Linked DNA regions of Homo sapiens: region 1 is linked to region 2. Evidence: read pairs that join two places in POLR2A ChIA-PET (ENCODE). Cell type or tissue: PC-3. All regions are shown on one strand.

Evidence for each region. Peaks named below come from ENCODE experiments on the same cell type or tissue, not always from the same donor. Only the 100,000 strongest peaks of a DNase experiment are listed, where the experiment ranks them.
Region 1: POLR2A ChIA-PET joins it to region 2 with 9 read pairs; 2 of 35 experiments call an interaction of 5 or more read pairs at or near these places.

The regions. Positions count from the first base shown.
Region 1 is chr10:53,954,463-53,959,462 of GRCh38, reverse strand. All of the region lies in intron 23 of PCDH15 (protocadherin related 15), which reads left to right. Among named protein-coding and RNA genes, the nearest start is that of MIR548F1, 650 kb to the left of the region's middle. In PC-3, no CTCF peak of the experiment used is centred here; no DNase peak of the experiment used is centred here.
Region 2 is chr10:53,902,162-53,907,161 of GRCh38, reverse strand. PCDH15 (protocadherin related 15) reads left to right here. Exons shown (of 38, transcript NM_001384140.1): 26 at 3,792-3,919. Among named protein-coding and RNA genes, the nearest start is that of MIR548F1, 700 kb to the left of the region's middle. In PC-3, no CTCF peak of the experiment used is centred here; DNase peaks (open chromatin) are centred at 2,101 and 2,491; H3K4me3 peaks cover 815 bases; H3K27ac peaks cover 1,493 bases.

The sequences.
Region 1 (5,000 bases), 52 kb before region 2:
TTCAATTCTAATTAATGATCTGAATGGTGAGAAATAGATCTTTAGTTTCTCATTATTGCCAGGTGGAACATTTCATTCAATTTCCAATTTTGGCATGCAATCTGCAATCATATTTTCCATCTAATCAGTGTGTATGTGTGTATGTGTGTACGTTTGTGTGTGTAAATATGTAGTGCATGTGTATATATATAGTGTGTATATATATATATAAATGTAGTGTGTGTATTTATATATACTGTGTGTATACATAAATTTATATATATACTGTGTGTATATATATATACACACTATATATACACATATATAATACATATACATTTATATATATACACTATATGCATATACACCAATATTATATATTATAGTTTATGGTTAGTATATATACTGTTTTAGTCAACTGAGGCAGCCATAACAAAATACCATAAATTGGGTGGCTTAAACGACAGAAAATTCTGTTCTTTTTTTTTTTTTTTTTTTTTTTTTTGAGATGGAGTCTTGCTCTGTTGCCCAGGCTGGAGTGCAGTGACGTAATCTCGGGTCACTACAAGCTCCACCTCCTGGGTTTGCACCATTCTCCTGCCTCAGCCTCCCGAGTAGCTGGGACTACAGGTGCCCACCACCATGCCTGGCTAATTTTTTGTATTTTCAGTAGAGGTGGGGTTTCACTGCATTAGCCAGGATGGTCTCGATCTCTGACCTCCTGATCCACCTGCCTCAGCCTCCCAAAGTGCTGGGATTACAGGCGTGAGGCACTGTGCCCGGCCACAACAGAAAGTTATTTTCTTATTGTTCTGGTAGCTGACAATCCAAGTTTAAGACCAGGGTGTCTGCATGGTCAGGTTCAGGGTCTCTTCTGGTCTTAATAGGCAGCTGCCTTTTTGCCATGTCCTTATCTGGAGAGAGAGAGAGAAAGCAAGCTCTCTGGTATCTCTGGAAACAAATAACTATATGAAAAATATAATACACTGTGAGAACACAATGGTAGAAATAAGATCACAGTATTGAGGAAGCAGGCTAAGGGACACTTAACTATATTTGAACATGATTAACACAGTTTTAAGTTGTAGATTGAAGGAAATGTAGAGTTTAGTCAATCCAAAAAGATATAGATGGATATTCCACACCAAATATTCAGCCTATGCAGAAATATAAATAAGGGGTGTGGGAGTCTACATTAAATTCCAGAATATTTTAGTAGTTTAGTCTATCCAAAGAAAAATTGAAAGTTGGATGATGATAATAATTGAGGATAATGAAAAATGAATATTTCAGGTAATGGAGAACTTGATCATGTTCTAGGATGACTTTAGTGTTTTTTACTTTCTTAGAATGAATTAATAATTTTAAGCTAGAACAGCAGCTAAGGTACTGAGGAATAAGGTAGGTGAGGGATACATCTGCAAGCACTTAACCCACTGAACCAAGCAGTTTCATCCTCTCATACAAAGCTGCGTTTAGAAGAATCTACACAAAATTAAATTATGTAATATAATTACCAGAAAATCTTCCATAGCATGTATGTAAATCATCGAGATGTAAACCATATGTAAAACAAATAAGAATTCTTGTTTAATCTGTTTTAAAAGGTTATTCTCACCCACATGTACATTATTATCTATTATTTTCCTTTTTTTTCTGACACAGTAACCTGTGCTTCCAATCCTTTGGATTGGATTCCAATTCTTTGCTATGGAATACAGTAGTCCCCTCCTTATCCACAGTATCATTTTTCACAGTTTGTTGCCCGAGGTCAACCGTGGTCAGAAAATATTAAGTGGAAAATTCCAGAAATAAACAATTCGTAAGTTTTAAATTGTATGGCATTCTGAGTATCATGATGAAATCTTGTGCTGTCCTGTGTCACTCTGCCCTGGAGCTGAATCATTCCTTTGTCCATTGTATCCAGGCTGCCCATCAGTCACTTAGTAACTGTCTGGGTTATCAGGAAAAAAAAAAAAACATAGTAAATATAGGCTTTGGTGTCATCTGAAGTTCCAGGCTTCTAGTGGAGGTCTTGGAGTATATCCCCCATAAATAAAGGGGGACTCCTATGCACAGTTTTCTGTTTTGGAAGAACTTCTCTGAACATGTTAATTTTGGAGTTCTCAAGAACAGGACGGATATAAACTCACTTTGTTTCTCACTAAATTATCTAGATCAGGTGTTCTCAAAAAATATACTTAGTCTTCTAAGTGGATCCAAAAAAACGCTCACAGTTTTAACTTAAAATTCCCATCTGTGTTCTTCAAAGCCCCTTGCGGCAAGTCTAATTATCTTTGGAAACTCCAAGAGAAGAAAGTGATATATTGCTTAAACTTCCTCTTTAAATAAACTTAAGTGGTGTACTGTTTCTCTAGGTTTTCATTTAGAGCTCATTTCCTTGTCAATAGAAATATGCCTCTAGACTTCTCTTTTAGCTAAAATATTGTGGCATTGAGGCCAAGGTCATAAATTGAAACAGGGCATTGCTCATTTAACTTTCTTTATTAAGTATCTTTGCTTAATGCCATGTTTTAAAAATGCGAATGTGTTGTTCAACGTATAATTTACCATTTCATACCGTCTCTGCATAGAACTATTAACTACAAATAGATTCTCTTAATAAAGTTGTTGTTAACTTAGAGAGCAAAAGTTAGCCAATTATATGGTACTAAAATTAACAACAGTCACATGGGTACATGTGGGAGAATTTTGATCTTCCAGAATTCTAACAATTACAAAATTGCCCTTGATTATCCCAGTTCATTTGTTATTCTGAGTTATAAAGAGAATTTGGTAATCTTGTTGCATCCTACTGTGTATTAATAATATACACAACTGTACACACATAACTCCCAGAGATGCTAAGAATCAGTATCTTGATCATAATGCATTTAGTAGTACTTGAGTACTTAAAAGGATTAATTTTTTATCAAATAACCAGAAAATTTGAAAAATAAATGTTATGCCAAATATGAACAAGGACACTACTTTTTGGATAAATGCAAATAATTGAATATAAATGTTTATATAGGTCTAAATTTGAACCAAAATTTTAACTGAACTATAAAGAAACTTAAGGCTAATGATTATCATCTTCAATTATCTCTTCATTCTTTTTGAAGACCATTGAGGAAATACATAGCAGTATCTGGATGCCTCCTAAATCCTTTTTCTCACGGGCATATAGCTGGATTACATTTCCTCTCCTTATTAACTAGGGATGAATTCTGAATTCTGCCGTTTGACTGATTTCTGGCCAAAAAAATATGGAACTAAGTGGTCTGCATCATTTCCTGAGCAGGCTTAGTCCTATTAGCTACTGTTGTTTCAACTAATATAAGTTGTTCAACATTTTATTAGTTTCCAACAACTAATCGCATAATTAATTAATCATATTTAAAAGTCATTCTCATTCATATTGCAAAATATGAATATATGGAAATATGAAAATATTCATGGTAGAATATTTTTATTTCTGTATGGTATTTTCTTTTAATATGTTCAATTGCTAGCTTTGGCAATATGCCTATGCCATTTCAGGCTGCTTTAGAGGCCAACACACTTTCCTTTCTTAATGAAAAAAAGTGAAGCACAGAATGGTTTCTGCCAACCTCATATGCCTCATTCTTCTCTAATTTTTTCAAATTCATTTTACTGCCTCAACTGGATGCACATTATTCCCAGAGATGCTAAATGACATTATTAATTTTTGATTATTAGGATGGTCTTTCGTGTTGGGATTGCTCCTAGTGAAAAAACTTCTACTTCTTGTGATCAAATTTGGGGGAAATATAAAAATGATAGCTCAAGATTTATGTTCTTTGTAGGGTGTAGGGGAAGGTAATGTGTTACAAATGGAAAGCAGTAATCTAGCACTGTAAGCTGAGGTACACATGGCTTTTACATCTCAGGAATGTCTTCGTTCCAATACTTGTGTTTGAATTCCATAGGAAAAATTAGCATTTAACAAATGATTAGGTATAAAAGAGAGATTTTAAAGATAAAGTATTTATTTATCGTAGAATGTTTAACTGAATTATTGACCCATACGTCCCCGTTCTGTCACTGACTCCGTTGACTTATTTCTATTAGACAGTCATTAAATCATTAAATCTCAGGGTAATCAGACTGAGTTAGGGTAGTTTAGGTCACTGTAATAGGAAACCACCAAATATCAATGGTTTAAAGTTCAGGGACCTGGGACAACTCAGGGGTCACCATCTTCAACACTCTATTTCAAAATAACTCATTATTACCATTTTAGTCAGCAGAAAGGGGAAACCAGACAGAAGTCCACATCTAGAGATTTCCTTAACCAAGTGAGGTGAGAATTGCACATTTCAGTTCAGCTCACATTACGTTGTGAGAATCCAGGTACGGGTCTACATTTAGCTCTAACTAGGGGAGAGGAATGCTGTTCCTTGCTAGGCAACTGTGTCCTAGTTCAACCTCAGTTGTTGAGGAAAAAGGGGAAATGGTGTAGGTGAAGACCTAGCACATTAAACATGTGATTGTAAACAATTTACAGATTCATAGATTTTAATTGCCACAGTGATTTTAAAATGACTGATTAGTTAGAATGCACCATGGGGTACATGAGCTAATGATAGAATAGAAACATTTTTACATTTAAATATGCGTTAGTGAAGTAAATTGTTCTTAAAATATCAAGAGAATGAATATTTATTTTCTTAATTCAAAGCAAATCTCAGATTAACATTTCTGGTTGTTTTAAAAATCTGTATTTTTAGTGATTTCAGTTTAATGAGTATTAACATTACATATTCCAAGCCAAACCTTTCTGGACTTCAAGCTAAAGGTTGAATATTTTATACAATGAATTACTTTCTCCAGTTTTCTGAGAAGTTGCAGTGTCTTGGTCACAGAAGTAAAATATAAAGAAAATAAAAATGAAAGCATAATGGCAAAGTGTAAATTTGAGTTATGAGCTGAAAACTAGCATTGTGAAGACCTTGATCAAAAATGGTTCAGAGTTCGCATTTACTATTTGGCATACG
Region 2 (5,000 bases):
TACAATCCTTAGTGGGGAAGCACGTGAGCCAAGGAAATTGATGATGTCATGTACATTGTATACACATGAATAAAAAAGTCAAAAAGAACGCTGTTCTAGTGATTTAACTATAGGTGTATACTTATTTGCTTTTCCTTTTCTTACTGGCCAACATTTATTTTACATTCTTTAAGTAGACACACTACAATTTCTTATAATTGTCCCAGTGACTTCTCAAGTGGATAATCTGGTGACTTCTCCTTCCCGAGACAAGGAGCAAGCACATGACCCAAACTAGGACAGTCAGGTAATGTGTCCCCAGGGTATGATTCTTAAGCCTAGTGGGTTGTTTTTTGGTTTGTTTCTTTAAAAAAAAAAAAAGAGGAATAAGGGGTGGGGTAAAATAACATAAAAGAAGAGAGTTTGCTGTTATTTCATCTGCAAGAAAATCAAACATCTGCTGCTTTAAAGGCTCTACAACTTCCTGATTATTTTGTGGTACCAAAAGCCTTCTTTGGACTTACTTCACTTTGATTTAGTGAGCTCCCTCATATCCTTCTAAGAGTTAACTTTTTGTTTCAGTTAATCATAATCTCATGATTATAATCAAAGAAAGCTAACAAATTAATTGAATATCAACTTTTTTGTTCAACAAAAATTAAGAAATTTTGTTACAATAATATCTGAGCGGAAAAATTACCTACAAACTGAGGCATTATAGTACTGATAGATGTAGGAGATACAATTTCCATCTTTAAGAATATTGAAATCTAATAAGAATAAAATCATGCTTATAACTAAATGCAATGTAAACCAAGCTCTGGAAAGGTTATTTATAGAAAGAAACATTTTTAGTGCACTATAGCATTTCAAAGGAGGGATACATAACAACTGCCTAAAGTTATCAGGGAGAAGCAAAAAAAAAGGAAGACTAGTCTATTTTACATTATGGAAAATAAAAGTTAACAATTTTTTTTATTCTAACATCTAAGTCACAAACTTAATGAAAACACCTTTTTCACAACTTTATATTTATTTTTAGTTGACTATTACAAACTATCCTACATAATTAGCTATATAGCTAACATCATAAATTTCAAAATTCATGATACAGTATTGTTATAAATCGCATTATAACTGTTTCTCTTTTGTGAAAAGAACTAAATGATCGTGGCTTTTTAAAATAAATAAATGTATAAGTTCTTTTAAGTCTAAACAATGTTCTTGAGATTTTGTTTGTGTGCTGGTTGTGAAGTATTCTGGAATTTTGTATTGTATAGTCATTAGTTTTCATATAAATAAATATCATTTAATTAAAATATTATAATTAAGTATAATCATCTCTCCCCATTATGTTCAGGTTATATAATCATATTTTGGGTTATCCATAGGCCTTTTCCCACAAACCACTTAATATCTGATACAGGCCACTGAATCAAAGGAGCTTTCATAGGAACAATTTGGTATTTGAATCTTAAACTTATATGCACAAAGTATACATATAAGTATGGATATGAATATACACATGGTATTTTTAAGAATTGTCGGCCAGGCATGGTGGCTCATGCCTGTAATCCCAGAACTTTGGGAGGCCGAGGTGGGTGAATCACCTGAGGTCAGGAGTTCGAGACAAGCCTCACCAATATGGAGAAATCCCGTCTCTACTAAAAAAACACAAAAAATTAGCCAGCCATGGTGGCGCATGCCTGTAGTCACAGCCATTAGGGACGCTGAGGCAGGAGAATGGCATGAACTCGGGAGGTGGAGCTTACAGTGAGCCGAGATCGTGCCACTGCACTCCAGCCTGGGCGACAGAGGGAGACTCCATCTCAAAAAACAAGAAAAAGAAAAAAATGTACATATGAATGGTGGTTGGTTTAACATTTGATTTAATGTATCCTATTTGTATTTTGTGATGTCTTTGTTATATCAGAATGCAGGACACATTAGAAAGACACGACAGGGGAGCAGATGACGTTTAGTCACTCAGGTGAGACAACAACAGACTTAAGTATATGGGCAGCTGTGGAGTTGAGAGAAAAATGACACAAGATATATTTATTAGGTGATGATTTACCTGCTTATGAGGCTGACATGTAGGATTTGGTTACCATCCAGATATGAAGTTAGGGTTGGGAGGTAAGGGAACAGGTCATGACAAAGTTCTTGTTCTTTGCAAATTGTATAACATTTTAAATGACTCATCCCATTTAAAGAAGAAAATATACGTCATCAGTATTTTTCCGAGACCTCTGTCACTCTAAGAGTTCTGAAAAGAAATAGCACATTTGAATTGTATATGTTTCTGAATGAAAGTGCAAAGAAGTTATTGGAAAGGTGACATATTCTAAAATTCCTTTTTATTTTTAAATTTAGAGCTGTTCGCATTTTTTATTCTAGAGATAAAAGTGGTCTGCTACTGAACTAAAAATGATTTCATTTTGGGTGAATTCTGATTTGTGGTGGCTGACTAAGGTACAAGTCAGAGCCCTGGCACTGCAGGATAGAGAAGCATAATCTGCTATTAGCCCTATTTCGCTGTTGGTTCTCTAATCTGTTGCGCTAGCATGATTTTCCTCTTGATTCTACCTCTTCCAGGTCACAGATGACAAACAGAGAAAAGCTGAATGAGTAGCAGCAGGATAGGAGCAAAATCTTGAGGTTAACTCACTGTTCTGTCTGACCTTTCCAAGGGCAAGCAAAAAAAAAAAAAAGACTATTTCTAAGTTCTTACTAATACAAGCTATTCATTCATTAATTTATTCAACAAATACAAATGTATACCCATGATGTATCCTGCAAGTAGGCTGGTGTTAATTACTTAAAATTGTACAGGAGGCATTAAACACAGGTAAAACACCAAAATAAGGGCATCCTTGATAAATAGTATGTACGTTAATTGCCGTTTGTTCATAACTGAAATGAATCAGAAAAGTCGACTTATGTAATACATTAGCAATACTTATTTGACTATTTTTTTACAAAATGAATAGCCACTTATTTCCCATTTTATTTGGTTTATAAGTTATTTTTATACATATTAAATTGTTTTTTAAAAGGTCATTATTGGACTAGTGACAAGTACCACATTTCTCATTAAAGGTGTGATGATTTGAGGGAGGTTCTAACATTTGATGATGACATATCATTTATGGTACATTTACTGTTATTTAAATGGTAAAATGCAGCATTTATGAGTCATAATCATATCTTCAGCTCCATTGTTTTCAATGAATGTTAGCCTCTAACATTGACAGTTTCCAAGGCATGATAAAACTTGTTTTCCATTTGTGGAAATAAACACCTCACCCGAACACTGTTACTTTTAGTCTTAAAACATAAAAGTTATTGTACAATTTTAAGCTAAAGAAATGCCATTGCTGATTTTATACTTAAGAATAAATATATATTCATATAATAGTTTATGGCAGTTTCTACTATTTCATAAGGGGTTTATATATTTGTGTCCCTTTGGTATAACTGGTATTGTGTGTGAAGTGTTTGTGAACGTGAACAGTAGAGTTGTTTCATTAAAATTAACAGGGTGCAGTATTTTAGTGCCAAATTAAATCAAGTAAAGTGAACTACCAGGACATTGTAATTAAAAGAAATAACAGCAACTTAACATTTTTATACCAGAAGCATCATTATCAGTGTCCCCTGAATTTGGGGGTGCTAGGCATGGCATCTAGAAATGGCTTTTGATTTATTTTCAATGTTTCCAAAAAAAAGTGCAGCAAATATTTACTTCAGTGCATTTTTTCCCCCATGAATAACCACCAATAAAAAATGCATCGTTTCTTGTCCTCCAGGCAATACAGCTAAAGTATACATTGAGATTCAGGATGAAAATAATCATCCCCCAGTGTTTCAGAAAAAATTCTACATCGGAGGTGTATCTGAAGATGCAAGAATGTTTACTTCTGTACTCAGAGTGAAGGTATGCGGAATTATGTTAATATACAGAACTAAAGTAAAAGCTCAGGTTTTGCAGATAAGCTGTAAGCCTGTAGTTTGCATTAACTGCATACTTATGCTGTATAAACAAAAGCCTGAAACTTGGAGCTATATTAGTTTAGTTATCTAAACTCAATACAGATTATATCAGGTAAACACTAAGCAACTTCTTGAGTTTCATTTTACTATGAAAATGGTAACAAAATACTTACGATGTTTTACATTGAATAAGATGTTGAAATGTATATCTTTTCTTAATGGTTTGTATTCCTCCAGTAGGATAACTCAAAAGATTCTCAAAATGAAATCTCTAATGACAAATATAAAATTACCACTTCTAATAGAAGAAATAGTGGAATAAATTAACCATTTTTTTCTGAAATTGTGAATTTTAAATGCTGATTGAATGAAAGTAAAAAAATAACACTACCAGTTTTAGTACTTTACTAAAAGTTACAAAAACCTTGATGTCTCAGAGAATGTTGGCTTACTTGGAATTTCAAAAATGCAGTATCTAAGACCAAAGTTGTAAGTTTTCAATTTTTTTCTTTATTTATCATCAAATGTTTATTACTAATTACTCTTATAATAGTTTATAATCAAATGTTTATGACTATTTCTAATCAACTGTGTATTACTAATGTTTTATTACTAAGAAAAAATTTTAAAGATTGAATTTTACTGAGGAAAAAGTTTAGATGCTAAACATTTTGGATTCTCAATTGCGGAGTTAATTTTGGACAGCATTTCAATGGTTAACTTGTAAATAGCTGTAAATTGCACATAAAACCTAAACATCTCTGGCAAATCTAGCTTTTGATTGCTTCTAGTTTTGCACATGAGTAATTGCCTTTCTTTTCCTATTACCAGGAGCACCATGATTAGAGCTCTTCTTACGTGTAGTTTTATCACCTATCAAACACTCTCAGTAAGAAAAAAAATTCAACCTAATTGGGTTGGGCTTGCAAAATAGCTCTTCCACTATGCTAAGTACAGACCCCTGACCTGAATCACCAGTTTAACTAAAAGTAGTCCACAAATCTGTCATTCATTACATTTAATTT